Regions from separate parts of the Homo sapiens genome. Here region 1 is linked to region 2. The links are chromatin contacts, found by Hi-C or POLR2A ChIA-PET in ENCODE. All regions are on one chromosome and are shown on one strand. The core of a region is the stretch at or near the end of the contact, and the rest is flanking DNA. Distances in the headings are between cores, read along the strand shown.

What was found. Hi-C counts contacts between places; a loop is a spot of excess contacts on that map. ChIA-PET counts read pairs that join two places held with the same protein, here RNA polymerase II (POLR2A). Pooled maps may share reads with other maps.
Region 1: a loop to region 2 is called in a pooled map, with 2.8 times the contacts of the local background. The contact joins the enhancer-like site here to the promoter of TENT5B in region 2. A Hi-C loop is called at or near these places in 3 of 168 maps with a recorded cell type or tissue (CD14-positive monocyte and CD4-positive, alpha-beta T cell) and 3 of 50 pooled maps. POLR2A ChIA-PET finds 5 or more read pairs at or near these places in 7 of 52 experiments (AG04450, GM12878, H1 and 2 more).

What each region holds. Positions count from the first base shown.
Region 1 is chr1:27,095,292-27,102,637 of GRCh38, forward strand. SLC9A1 (solute carrier family 9 member A1) reads right to left here. Exons shown (of 12, transcript NM_003047.5): 8 at 7,094-7,267; 9 at 6,725-6,839; 10 at 6,434-6,535; 11 at 5,912-5,984; 12 at 3,518-5,353. The coding sequence ends at 5,016. Among named protein-coding and RNA genes, the nearest start is that of SLC9A1, 56 kb to the right of the region's middle. RefSeq lists an enhancer at 6,532-7,346. Within about 2 kb of position 3,345, at least 27 of the 41 ENCODE cell types and tissues checked have a DNase peak (open chromatin) inside an H3K27ac peak, as active enhancers do; they include CD14-positive monocyte and GM12878, where a contact is called at or near this core.
Region 2 is chr1:27,009,026-27,016,151 of GRCh38, forward strand. TENT5B (terminal nucleotidyltransferase 5B) reads right to left here and starts at 3,825. Exons shown (of 2, transcript NM_052943.4): 1 at 3,382-3,825. The coding sequence starts at 3,645. RefSeq lists enhancers at 3,071-3,724, 3,725-4,379.

The DNA.
Region 1 (7,346 bases), core at 2,095-4,594, 86 kb after region 2:
GGTCAGGAGATCGAGATCATCCTAACACAGCTAACACGGTGAAACCCCGTCTCTACTAAAAACACAAAAAGTTAGCCAGGTATGGTGGCGGGCACCTGTAGTCCCAGCTACTTGGGAGGCTGAGGCAGGAGAATGGCATGAACCCGGGAGGTGGAGCTTGCAGTGAGCCGAGATTGCGCCACTGCCCTCCAGCCTGGGCAACAGAGCGAGACTCCGTCTCAAAAAAAAAAAAAGCCCTGTTGCTCCAGGTGAGTATGACAAGACCAGGGTGAATCTGACAAGGTTGATGGTGTTGATGAGATTGTTCCTTCCATTAAAAAAAAAAGAAGATGAAATTCACATAACATAAAACTAACCATTTTAAAGCAAACACTTCAGTGGTATCTAGTACATTCACAATGTTGTACAATCATCACCACAACCTATTTCCCAAACTTTTTCATCATCCCAAACAGAAATTCTGCAACCATTAAGCAATAGGGACATGAGTTTTTCACCCAAAGGACAAGAGTGGGTGCTGAGGGGTAAAAGGAATAGCCCTGCTTGGATCTCCTGTTTCCCTTCCACATCCACACTCCCCATTCGATGAAGGGCTGACCTACTCTGGCTGCCTTCTCTTCAGGCTTTCAGTTGGGACTCGCCAGTGGGAGGCACCATCAGGATGAAAGCTGTCCACCCCCAACCTCCCCGGCTCCCTCTCTGGCAGGGGGTGTTCTAAGCATGGCCACAGTTCTAGCTGGGCAGTCCCCTCCCATGATGAGAGCTCCCTCCTCTTGCCCTTTCAGGTCTATGGGTTGTAATGGCTTCCTGTAGTGTGAGCCCTGCTGGGTCCCATCCCTGGTAGGTTCCCACAACCCCGCCCACATCTCTAATTAATCCCTTAGTGGAAGGCTCTTGGTACCCCTTTAAATACACAGTCGGCCTCTGTACCCTCGGGTTCTGCAGCCTCAGATTCAACCTAGCACAAATTGAAAACATAAAAATGAGTAAACAAAAAATAACAATACAATAAAAATACAACTTTAAAACCCGTATAACAACTTTTTTTTTTTTTTTAGACAGGGTCTTGCTTTGTTGCCCAGGCTGGAGTGCAGTGGCGTGAACATGGCTCACTGCAGCCTCGACCTCCTGGGCTCAAGCAATCCTCCCACCTCAGCCTCCCAAGTAGCTGGGACCAGTGCACCACCATGCCTGGCCAATTTTTGTCTTTTTTGTAGAGGTGGGGTTTCACCATGTTGCACAGGCTGGTCTTGAATTCCTAGGCTCAAGTGATCCGCCCATCTCCGCCTCCCAAAGTGCCGAGATTATAGGAGTGAGCCACCGTACCCAGCTGACAACTACTTACACAGAATTTACATTGTATTAGGTATTATAGGTAGTCTATGGATGATTTAAAGTATATGGGAACATGAGTGTTGGTTATACGCAAATGCATCCATCTCTTGGTGTCCATGGGGGATTGGTTCCAGGACCCTCCCAGGTACCAAAATCCAAGGAAGCTCAAGTCCCTTATATAAAATAATGTAGTATTTGGCTATAACCTACATACATTCTCCTATATACTTTTTTTTGTCATCCAGGCTGGAGTGTAGTGGCGCGATCTCGGCTCACTGGAAAGTCCACCTCCCAGATTCAAGTGATTCTCCTGCCTCAGCCTCCCTAGTAGCTGGGACTACAAGCATGCACCACCACACCCAGCTATTTTTTTTATTTTTAGTAGAGACGGGGTTTCACCATGTTGGTCAGGCTGGTCTCAAACTCCTGTCCCCAAATGATCCGCCCGCCTCGGCCTCCCAAAGTGCTGGTATTACAGGCATGAACCATTGTGCCCAGCCATTCTCCCATATACGTTAAATCATCTCTAGATTACAATGTAAATACTATGTAAATAGTTGTTACACTTTATTATTTGAATTTTTTCCCCAAATATTCTCAATTTGCAGTTGGTTGAATCCATGGATGCAGAATCCATGAAGGGCCAACAGCACTACACCATTTTACATCAGGAACTTGAGCATGAAAGGATTTTGGTTTCCATGTGGGTCCTGGAACCAATCCCCGGAAAATATGGAGGGATGGCTGTAACATCCATTTCCTGCTAGGGAACCGATGGATACAGGAATAATCCTTTGATAATAACCCTGTAATCCTCTTGGCACTAACCGCTTCAGATTTTGTGAGTTAAACCAGCTCCACACTCAGGTCCCAGACTGGGCAAAGGAGATGCTTTCCTGGACAGCCCAGGTTCGAAGGGTGCCAGGGGTGCGCGCCAAGGCCCCACTGCCCTCTGGTGGTTGGATCCAGGAAATGCACCTCAGGGCTCCAACCTCTGCTGAACCGAGCCCATTAGGGATTGAGCAATCCTTACCCCAAATGCTTGAAAGCAGAAGTGTTTCAGATTTTGGAATATTTGCACATACATAATGAGATATCTTGGGGATAGAATCCAAGTCTAAACACGAAATTCATTTATGTTTCATATACAGTTTCTACCCATAGCCTGAAATTAATGTTACATATTTTATTTTTTTTGAGACAGAGTCTTGCTCTGTCACCCAGGCTGGAGTGCAGTGGTTCCATCTCAGCTCACTGCAACCTTCACCTCCTGGGTTCAAGTGATTCTCCTGCCTCAACCTCCCGAGTAGCTGGGATTACATGCATACATCACCATGCCCAGCTAATTTTTGTATTTTTAGTAGAGATGGGGTTTTGCCATGTTGGCCAGGCTGGTCTTGAACTCCTGACCTCAGGTGATCCGCCCAGCTTGGCCTCCCAAAGTGCTGGGATTACAGGCATGAGCCACCGCGCCCGGCCCAATTTTATATATTTTAAATATTGCACATGCAGCAAAGTTTTGACTGTCTCATGAGGTCAGGTGTGCATTCTCCATTCATGGCGTTGTGTTGGGTTTTCTGATTAGGGAGGCTCAGTTTGTACACACCTGAGCTTATCTCATGCAGGGGTCACTGTCCCCACTTTACAGGTGAGAACTTGAGGGCTTCAGTGACTTCCCACTGCCCTTTTGGTCTTCCCACGGTTAAGAGCAAAATCTTAACCATGGAGCACGCGGCCCCATCCTTGCCTCCCCTGTCACTCTGACCCAGCCACCCGGCCTTTTCTCAGGTCCCAGTGTTCGTGGGCACAGCTCCCAGTTACAATGTTTGGGAACTTTCTGGGTCCTTTTCCACCCGGAAGCCTTGGCTCCTTCTTCAGTCCCCTCCTGGGATCTCACTCACTCGGGACTCAGGAGGGTCCTCCTCGCCGTCCCTCCCTCCCCTCTGCCTCTTTTTCACCTCTTGCACAAACACTGGGCACTGGTTAGTGCCGCTCTCCCCCGCGGGGCAGGGCACGTCCTGCTTAGCTCATTGTGGTATCTCAGTGCCTGGCATGTGGGAACAACCACCCCAGCAGCTGACAGCCATGAAGTGTTTCTGTGCCAGCCTTTGAACTAAGTACTTCACGCCCTCAGGCCACCCTCCCTCCTAAAGACCCTCGTCCCCAGAAAGCAGCCCTTGACTCTATTAAAAACTCACATTGATTTATTAGAATATGAAAAAGATTCAGTTTCTTCTGTACAGGCAGCAGAGTGGCAGCAGCTGCGGTGGCTTGGTACGTGGTTGTCGATGTCACCCTTGCATGGTGACTCCTGCCCAAACAGCACTTGCATGGAGAGGAGGATGGACAGATGGGCCGAGGACCCATGGCCCAGTCCCCTGCAAAAAGGGACACTCTGACTATTGCACAATCCTGGGGGAGTGCCCCAGGGACAAGGGGAAGGAGTGTGTGTGGGCAAAGGTCTCTGGGGGCCCAGGATTCTGCCCAATCCACCAGCCCCAGGGGACAGGGGATCCTCAGGGGAGGCCTTCTCCCCCCCACCGCCTCCACAATGGGCTCCACAGCAGGCAGGGTGTGGTACACACAAGGGAAAGGTTCCAGGGGCCAAACCCAGGGTGGGGGAAGTAAGAGCAGGCCAGCAGGACTGGAGGTCAGGCCCAAGAGCTAGGCAGGTGCCAAGAGGCCAGCATCTGTGAGGCTGGAGAGACTCTTGATTAGGAGTGGGAGTTACTTCTGATGTCACAGTCTTCGAGCAACAGTTAAGAGCCCAGCAGGCAGAGAGACGTGGGGGAGGGGTTGGACAGACAGGCACAGATGAGGAAGGGTAATTCTGGAGTGTGAGGAGGGAGTTAGAGGCAGAGCACTGTTCAGCCAGGGGTTTTCAAAATGTTTTAAAAACAGGAGCGCCCTCTGTGCAAACAATCATATATAGGAGTGTGAACAAACAAAACTTAAAAAGGCAGCACATTCTGGAGCCACGGCCAGTCCTTCCCCTAGCAGCTTCCCCTGAGGGGCCCAGTGGTCCCCGTGGGAGCACAGTTCGAAAAGCTCTGAGTCACGTCACTGTCACCGTAGAAACCACCCCTGCTCCAGGCAGAGACACTCAGAGATGCCCTCAGCCCGCAGCTCTGAGTAAGGACAGGTTGGGTGGTGGCCAGGGTGACAGAGCTGGCAGGAGGAGTGTGAGACCTTGGTGGGTCAGCAGTCCCTCCCCCAGCCATGTGCCTGGTACCCCTGGTTTGTCCCCTGATAAAGCAGGGCCTACTCAAGGGAGGCCTCAGCTCCCTCCCTTCCTGGGTGGGACCACAGCTGAGCCAGAGACTCTTTGGTTAGAAACTAAGATTGGTCTGAATGAGGAGGAGGATGAGGCAGAGGGAGGAGCCTCCGAGGCCCTAGTCCAGGTCCGGGAGAAGCCTGGATCTAGGGAGGGGCAGGGCCGGCCTCACCAGCCCCAGCAGTTCTGCCAAATGGATTGGGGAGGCAGCTCTGGTGGGGAGGATGCTTCCCGGGAGGCGGCAGGGGAGGAGCTGTGCTGGGGTGGGGGCTGTGGGCCCAGCTGCCATGCGGTAGGGGGAGGGGCAGGGCCAATCCGGGTCAGGAAGGGCAAGGGGAGCCCCCAGCAGCCCCTGCTCTGGTGGAAGAGTCTGTGAGGGGACAGGCGCTGCCTGCTGGCCCTGGTGTTACTGCCCCTTGGGGAAGAACGGTTCTCCCTCCCCAGGCTCAGGGTGTGGGCCTGGGTCACTGAGGCAGCGCTGTATCCTCTGGGAGCTGGGGCTGTCACTGGGCGCGGGGGTGAAGACATCGTCGGTTCCTGGGGACGAAGTCTCCTTGCTCCGCATCATGATGCCCCCATCGTCGTCCTCGTCCTCCTCAGCCACCTTTGCAGGATCCCGGCTCAACCCTAAGACTTTGCCCTTCAGCTCTTCATTCACCAGGTCCACAGACTCGGGTGACTGCGGGGAAGCCGGGTCGATGGTGATGACAGGCAGGTCCTCCTTCGGCTCATAGGCCAGTGGGTCTGGGGACCAAGAGCAAGGCACAAGCTGGGTTCCGCTCTGGAGCCCGGCCCAGCACGTGCCACTCGGCCGCGTCAGTGCCTCCTTCAGGCCTTCTCATGAGCACAGCCGTCCCGGTCCCAACAGGCCTCAGAAGCAGGCCTCTGCGACCTTCCACCCCACAGCTTCTCTTCCTCAGACTGTGGCCCTCTCCTTTGACAGGGGCTCCCAGAGGTGTCCCTCCACAGGCCAAGGCCTGGGGCTCCTCCCTGAGTCAGTCTGCCCTGGGGCCCTGCCCTCACGTTCCCCACACGTGTTGGGGGTCTCGATGGGGCAGATACCCTGCCTTCCTGCCAGGCACCGTGGCTCTCCCAGCTCCCCACACAGTCCTCGCCCGGAACGTCTCTCTCCCTAGGGATGGCCCCTGACGTAGAAGCAGCTCATGGCTTGGGAGGGGATCCTGAGGTCAGCGAGGGCCAGGCCTGTCCTCCCAGTGGCTGAGGACTGTTCCTGTGGAGCCCCATCCTCAGGAGGTGGCAGCTCAGAGTGCCCAGTCCTGAGGCCCCTCGCCAGGCCCTTACCTGAGCCGATGCGGGCCCGAGACATGGTGGGTGAGTCCAGCTTGTGGGCTGGCACCGTCAGGTAGTTGTTGATCTGACAGAGAGGACAGACGGGGTGAGCACAGGCAGCTGGGCAGAGGGAGCCCCTCAGGACAGAACCCGGCCAGTGCACACCCCACCTTTCGTATATGCAGGGCGCTTGCTCCCCCTCCCTTGTGCCTGTGTGGGCACCCGTACTGGCCCCTCAGGAGCTCCTAAGGGCTCATCCCAGGCTCCTGTCACAGCCTCCCTGAATACACCTACACTGCTCAGCCTTAAATCCACCCATTCCTCTGTCCCCTGCCACTGCCCTAACCCAGGCCATGCCCCACAACCCCACGCCAATCCCTTGCTTAGAACTCATGGCTCTCCATGCCCTTACACTGCTAAAAGCCCCTCGAAAGCCAAACCCTGTTCCTAGAATGGGTACATTTCCTTAGAGGCTGTGGCGGAGCTTGGGCGAGTGGGGTGGGATACAGATTCCCAGAGGAAGGCAGAGGCTACCTTCTGCTCCAGCTGCCGGGCCTTCTGCCTCCGGAGCAGCATCTGGTTCCAGGCTTCCTCGTAGGGGTCTGCCACCAGCGTGTGTCTGTTGTAGGACCGCAGCTGTGGGAGGGACAGCGTCAGGGCAGTGCGGGCCCCGGAAGGCTCTGCTCATGGAGGGGTGGGGGCAGTGCTGGAGGCCGGGCCAGTCCTGGGGTGGGTGCCGAGGGGCACGGGCAGGGCAGGGCTGCCGTAGAGAGGGGCTGAAGGGCTCCTGTACCCTGGGGGTCGGGCTGGGGAGCAGGCCCTCACCCGCTGCCTGGTCTTCTGCAAGTTGTTCCTCAGGATTTTGCGGATCTCCTCCTCCTTGTCCTTGGACAGTGCTGGCAGGATGCGCTCGGAAGGCAGGGACTTGGGGTGGATGTTCCTGGGGCAATAGGGCATCGGTTAGGTCCCCAAGATTCTTGGGATCCTGGTGCCTCCCAGGTTTGGCCAGAAGGAAGTCACCCTAGGGATGACCCAGGTGGGCGCCAAAGCCTCAGGTCCTTGGTGCGAGCCCACAGCTCTCTTGTCCGCCCCAACAGGACAACAGAAGACCCCGCCCCCCAGGTGGCCACCTCCAACCGGGCTTGAGGGGCCGGTGTGTGGGAGCAGAAGCTGCCTGGTTGCCCCAGCACTCACTGCATGGAGACGGTGGAGACGGCAGAGGGGATCTTGCCCATGCCCCCGCTCTCCACCAGCTCGATGGCCTGCTTCATCTCCATCTTGTGGTAGAAGGCAATGAGCTGGGGCTCCTTGGAGCGCTCGCCAGCTATCAGACACTTCTTCACATATTTCTTATTAAACCGGTTGAGCCTGGTGGGAGGAGGAGGGAGACGGATGGCGCCAGCTTCCAGGAGTGGGGAGATGCCCAGGCCCAGGAGACCCTTGCCTG
Region 2 (7,126 bases), core at 2,575-5,074:
GTAGCTGAGGGTGGAATGCAGTGAATGCAGTGGCACGATCTCAGCTCACTGCAACCTCAGCCTCCCAAGTAGGTGGGACTACAGGTGCGTGCGTGCCACCACACCCAGCAATTTTTTATTGTTTACAGTGATGGAATCCTGCCAGATTGCCCAGGCTGGTCTCGAACTCCCGGACTCAAGCTATTCCCCTGCCTCAGCCTCCCAAAGTGCTGGGATTACAGGCGTGAGACACTGTGCCTGGCCCAGGACAGGTCTCCTGGGAAACTGAAGCTCACAGGAGTGATGTCACTTGCACAAGATCACGTGGAGATGCCTTCAAACCCAGGGATGGCCAACAGCAAAGCCTATCCTGTTTCTACCACATTACAGTCCCAGGGTTCAGAAGGAGCAGACTAGTGTTCTAATCCACCTTCCCTTTCTAAATTTCAAAGCAAAGGCAACCCTCAAGCTACTGAAGCCCAGAGCCAGAATAGTTGGGGAACAGGAAGGTGAGGGTTGGGAGATGCCTTGGCCAGACAAGGCCAGTTGCTGCAGTCCAGCCTGTGGGACTTCTAACCCACACCCTGTCAGCTGGCAGCTGTGCCTGCATGGGCCAAAGACCTTGGTCCAAGGACCCTACCAAACCTGCAGAGAAGACCAGCCCCTTCCTCAGATCCCATTAGGGCTGACTGAGCCTTACTCAGTGCCAGCTCCTGCTCCCAGGCTGGTGCCCACCCCAGGGCTTGGCATCTGGCCTAGTGAGTAGGTAGCAGTACTCTTGTTAAATCCCCTGCGTCAGGGCCATGGGGCCAGCTGTGTCAGCCAGCCAGTCGCTGTTGTCTCCTTCCCAGGTGTGACTACAGCCAGTTTGGCAGACGGTCACCAGATACCACCACACCCAAGTACTGCAGGGCAGCTTGGTGCCTCCTGAATCAGACTTTCCAGCCATGGAGGGGGCAGTGGCTGCACCCTCCTTTCTCCCATGCCAAGGCCCTCCCCACAACCACTCTGCTCCAGGCTGCTGCTGAGACCTGCAGGGAGACTGACAGACGCCGTCAGCCAGCAGGCTTACAAAACTCACATGCTCTGCCGCCTGATGCAGGCCCTCTGGCTGCAGCTGGAGAAATCAGATTGTCTAGTTCAATCCTCTGGGCCCAGAGAAGGCAAAGGACTTGTCCAAGGTTACACAACCAATAAAAGGCCTCCCTGCCTGTAGCTCTGGGAAGGCTCCTTACAGTAGGGTGAGTCCCTTTAGTACAGGTACAAGCAAGAACAGAATCTCTAGCCACTCAGATTGCCACTACAGGCAAAGCCTTGCAGGGGGGTAGAGGGAGAAAGGTTCCAATTTTTGAGCCATAGGACAACTCAGCAGCAGTGAAAAGCCCCAAGGCAACAACCGACACCACCCTCCCCCTCTCCCCGCCCCCATCCCTGCACACATCCCAACAGCTTTAGAAGCTGCCAGCTGTGGATTTCTTCCAAGAAACTTTCTTCGCTGTGGAGGCAGCTGTACAGACCAGGTGAAGGCACCTGTCCCCTTTGGAGTCTGGAACCAGAGAGGGTGTTGGAGAGCAGCAGCCTAATCTATCCATCCCAGTTGAACAGATGGGGACACTGAGCCCAGCAAAGAGAATTGACAACAAACAGTCCAGGGCCTGAATCCAGAAGTCCAACTTCCCAGCCCAGCTCTGAAGTCTCTGCTGCCCTTCCTCACCATCGCCGACAGCTCCCTGTTCTGTGCTATCTCTGACCCAGGTCTAGAAGGACATGGCACCACCATTGCATTGTAAAGTTAGCTTCTATTGACCTGGAGTCTCCCCCATCTGGCTAGGAGCACCTGAAGGGATGGAGGCTGAGTCCTAGTCACATCTGTGCCCTTGGTTTCCTAAACAGGGCTTGGCACAGAGCAGACACCAAGAGGCAATCTGAGCCATACTGACAGGGCAAGGACTTCTCCTCCTTCCAGGGTATCCCTTGTTCTTGCAGAGGGGGGCTGCCACACTGGGCTCCACCTTCCCCTCCCTGCCATGCCTGGGGCCACAATCCTGGAGGTGCAGCAGCTGGGGCCCCAGGAATGACTTGACTGTCCCGGGGATTAAAGCCTCGACTGGTTTCCTAATCACCCAGGTGACAGCGAGCAGCCGAGGAATGCCTCGGCGAACTCCACTGGGCCGCGTGTGAGTCAGCCAAGGAGAATCTGCCCCCGCCCCCTCCAGTTCCTAGTTCCTTGGGAGGGTGGGGGAGGTAATCCCCCAGCAGGCAACCCTCCCCCTCTGTGGGAAGCCAAGGTAGTAGGAGGCAGGGGAAAGGCCTACTTCATCCAAAGGAAGCCATCAGTTGGCAGGAACGCACAGGAGTCCTCGCTGGGTTTCTTGGTTTCTTTTATCAAAGGACCCTCCCTAACACCTAGAAGTTGACCTTGGGAGCCGGGGAAGGGGTGGGAAAACATTGAACCTACTGTAATCTGCTCCTGGGAAGACCCAAAATTCCCTAGGTTTGATTTTCACCTCATTAAGTAATCTTGGGTGGCAAACTGCCCCAGCTATAAAATGGGTACAATAATGACCACACTGTGGTATTTCAGAACATGACAGCGTCTGGGCTGTACAGATGAAAAAGCAGTCTTGGGGTCGTTGAGGTTCAGATAAAGGGAAGAGTTGGAGGAGGGAGGGGCTGTCAGAATTCTCTTCTCCCTTTCCTCAGGAGAGAGAGGACGTGGGGCCTGAGGCCTGGGTTGGCCTTCATTTCCAATCTTGGGAAGGAGAAGAAACACCTAAATTGGTCACTTAATGTTGCCCTTGGGGGTGGGGTATCAGGTCTGACCTTCGGCTTAATAAATATTGGGCCACAACCCCAGCTGAGAGAGAGGGAGTCCCTGACAAGTTTTCTTGGCTTTTCCACGGGGTGGAGGGGGAAGGGGGGGTTTCTCCAGCAAAAGGCTGTAGGAGCACAATGGCAGAGGCTGCTCCTAGAACCTCGAGAGAGGAAAGGAGGGTGAGGTCCAGGGATGCCCAGATAGGGAAGGAAAAGCTATTTTGGACTCAAGCATGCACACTTACCCACCCAGGGCCACCTGGCGTCTTTTGTCCTTGCAGGCAGAGACAAATTCTTCCCCCAATGCCCTTGACATCCTCCTCCCCTCTCCCAGCCAGGCCCTGGGTGAGTGATCCGTGGGGAATCAGGGTTCTCCAAGAGTCGAGATGGAAAAGCCAGGTGGGGAAGGATTAGTAGATGCAGGGGGAGGTCTGGTCTACCATTCATAATGCTGTGCAATTGTTACAGCCATGTCCCCGTTCCTCAGTTTCCCTAGCTGTCTAGAAAGTCAAACAGACTACAAATGCCTTCCAGCCACGAGAGCCTCAGAAGGGATTCCCCCACATCCCCCGCCTGGCGTCCTCTCACCTGCACGATCTGCCGGGGCTGCACGCTCAGCGTGGGGAAGTTGCCGCGCCCGTGAATGGGAATCGGCTCGCTCAGAAGAGCGTCCAGTCGCTTCACCTGTGGCCAGCTCAGCCCACTCAGGTGCCGTCCGGGGAAGGCCGATAAGGCCTCCGGGTCGGGGCCGCCGCCTGCCGGGGCTGCCGTGGCCACCGCCGTGGCCGCAGCCGTCCCCACCTGAGCAGCCGCCCGGTCCCTGCGCTCAGCTCCGCTCTCCGACGGCATCATCCGCCCGGCCCCCGGGCCCCGACGGCAGAAACCGTGGGGGTGGTTAAGGGGAGGAGGACAGGGAGAGCGGCTGGGCAGGGGCCAAGGCGGGGGGCACGAAGGCAGGGACGGGGCGGCAACGACGGCGAGACAAAGCCAGGGAACACCTCAGACGGCGACGACTAACCGACCCTAGCGCCTGCAGCCCGCGGCCCAGCGGACTCTTATAGGCCGCGGGCGACGTGCCCATTGGTCCGGGCCGCTGCCAACAGCGAGAGCCGCCCCGCCTCTGAACGCTCCGGACACTGGTCTGTAGAGCTTTGCACGTGAGTCACTGTTCTCTAGGGAGATTCCGATTGGCTAGAGGGCACGCCCCTGCCCCGCCCTCCTTCTCAGGCTGAATTCCCTCCTTTGGTCCTTAAAGAACTTCTGTTCACTGTGATTGGCCCGGGCCTGGACTTAAAGGGACAGCGCCCACCCCGCCCCGCCAGGGTCAGGAGGGAGGGAAGTGACCTGCGGAGTTTGTAGCAGAGTCAGACCACTGAGAAATTCCAGGTTTCTGTTTTTTTTTTTTAGCGCTGGAAGAAATTGAGAAGTCACCTAGCCTTGTCCTGCTATTTTCAGAAGCCCAAAGAGATTGAGCCACGTGATCAACTCTGCACAGCACTGCTCATGCTCTGGCAGTTTTCCAGAGCCTAGGAAAGGTATAATAAACAACTCTGGGCCCGGCGCGGTGGCTCACGCCTGTAATCCCAGCACTTTGGGAGGCCGAGGTGGGCGGATGACAAGGTCAGGAGATCGAGACCATCCTGGCTAACACGGTGAAACCCCGTCTTTACTAAAAATACAAAAAATTAGCCGGGTGTGTGGCGGGCGCCTGTAGTCCCAGCTACTCGGGAGGCTGAGGCAGGAGAATGGCGTGAACCCGGGAGGCGGAGCTTGCAGTGAGCCGAGATTGCGCCACTGCACCCCAGCCTGGGCGACAGAGCGAGACTCCGCCTCAAAAAAAAAAAAATTAATAATAATAATAAACTCTGCATACCAAGGTAAAGGCCTTTTTTTTTTTTTTTTTTTTTTTTTTTCTCGAGACAGAGTCTCGCTTTGTCACCCAGGCTGGAGTGTAGTGGCGCGATCTTGGCTTACCGCAAGCTCCGCCTCCCGGGTTCAAGCAATTCTCCTGCCTCAGCCTCCCGATTAGCTGGGATTACAGGCATGCGCCACCAAGCCCGGCTAATTTTTTTGTGTTTTTAGTAGACACGGGGGTTTCACCATATTGGCCAGGCTGGTCTTGAACTCCTGACCTTGTGATCCACCCACCTCGACCCCCAAAGTGCTGGGATTACAGGCGTGAGCCACTGTGCCCGGCCCTAAAGTAAAGGCTTTCTAAGACACTGTTGATTGGCCTCGCAAACCACAGCATGATGAGCGTTGATGTACAGCATAGCCAATTTAGGGAAGGAGAGATCTGCTCAGAGAGGCTTTGTGATTACCCGACTGTCACACAGCAAACTAGTAAGGCCCTGGTCCTCAACCAGGGCTATAGAATCTGTGGTGCATGTTTTTTCCACTGTACCTATGCAGACCCAGCTCCTTTCTGGAGCTAGAGAACGAATAATGTGTTTACATGTTTTTCTGCAGGTCTAGACAAAACATAATTTAAAAAAAATATGTTTACATGTTTTGCTCTCACACTTTACAGGACCTAGGGGATGAGGCTTATGATTGTCGTTACTTTTATTTTTTATTTTTATCTATTTATTTATTTTTTGAGAGAGGGTCTCACTCTGTTGCCTGGACTGGAGTTGACTGTCATGATCATGGCTCACCACAGCCTCAACCACCCTGGCTCAAGCAATCCTCCCAATCCCAGCCTCCTGAGTAGCTAGGACTACAGGCACACGCCACAGCACCCAGCTAATTTTTCTGTTTTTTTTTTTTTTTTTGTAGAGATAAGGGTCTGGCCATGTTGCCCAGGCTGGTCTTGAACTCCTGGGCTCAAGTGATCTGCCCACTTCAGCCTCCTGAAGTGCAGGGATTACAGGTGTCAACTACTGTGCCTGGCCTGTTATTACTTTTATTTTTCCCCAACCTCACCTGTTGCTTTTAATTTTTTTTTCTGATTTTAAACATGTGCTGTAGCAAAAATTCAGAAATTGAGTCTATCTGATTCATTGCTGCAATTTTTTTTCTTAAATATTGTTCTCCTGACCAGGCACGGTGGCTCACGCCTGTAATCCCAGCACTTTGGGAGGCTGAGGCAGGCAGATCACCTGAGGTCAAGAGTTTGAGACCAGCCTGGCTAACATGGTGAAACCCCATTTCTACTAAAAATACAAAAAATTAGCTGGGCGTGGTGGTAGGCACCTGTAGCACCTGTATTCCCAACTACTCGGGAGGCTGAGGCAGGAGAATCGCTTGAACCTGGGAGGCGGAGATTGCAGTGAGCCGAGATCTGTGCCATTGCACTCCAGCCTAGGCAACAATAGTTATACTCTCTCTCTCTCAAAAAAAAGTTCTCCTAACAATATATTAAATTAAATTTCATTCTCGTAATATTCTCCCATTCGCCTGTCAGGCAGGTTGGGAAGGAGTAATACACCAAATTTACAGGAGAAATCATGACCTAGAAACAGTAAACTACATCCCAATGCCATCAGGTTGACTCTGACAGACCTGGAACTAAAACCCAGGAGCCTGACTCTCACAACAGAGCAGCCACTTCCTCTTTCTGGAGGCGAGCCCAGGCAAGAGGCTGCCCATCTCGCTTCACTCCATCTTGTCTAGGATCAGGGGCTTCCTCTGGCCCTCAGGGAGGGGACACACTACTTGTGCTACTGCTTGACCACGTGACCTTGGGGAAGTCCCTTTCATCATCCTCAAGGCAAGTGCCTGCTTTGTTTTACCTTTTCTTGAAAGCTAAGAAATGGAGGGGACCAGTGGTTCATGCCTGTAAGACCAGGGAGACCTCATCTCTACATAAAAACATAGGGAGACCTCATCTCTATATAAAAATTTTAAAAAGGCCAGGTGCGGTTGTTCACTCCTGTAATCTCACCACTTTGGGAGGCTGAAGCAGGCGGATCATAAGGTCAGGAGTTCAAGACCAGCCTGACCAATATGGTGAAACCCTGTCTCTACTAAAAATACAAAAAATTAGCCGGGTGTGGTGGCACGTGCCTGTAGTCCCAGCTACTTGGGAGGCTGAGGCAGGAGAATTGCTTGAACCCAGGAGGCGGAAGTTCCAGTAAGCTGAGATCGTGCCACTGCACTCCAGCCTGGGCGACAGAGCAAGACTCCATCTCAAAATAAATAAATAAATAAAAATAAATTAAAAAAAAAAAGATAGCAGCCGGAAGTGGTAGCTCATGCCTGTAATCCCCGCACTTTGGGAGGCTGAGGTGGGAAAGTCATCTGAGACCAGGAGTTTGAGACCAGCCTTCATAGCGAGACCTCATCTCTACAAAAATTAAAAGAAAGTAGCCTGGCATGGTGGCACGTGCCT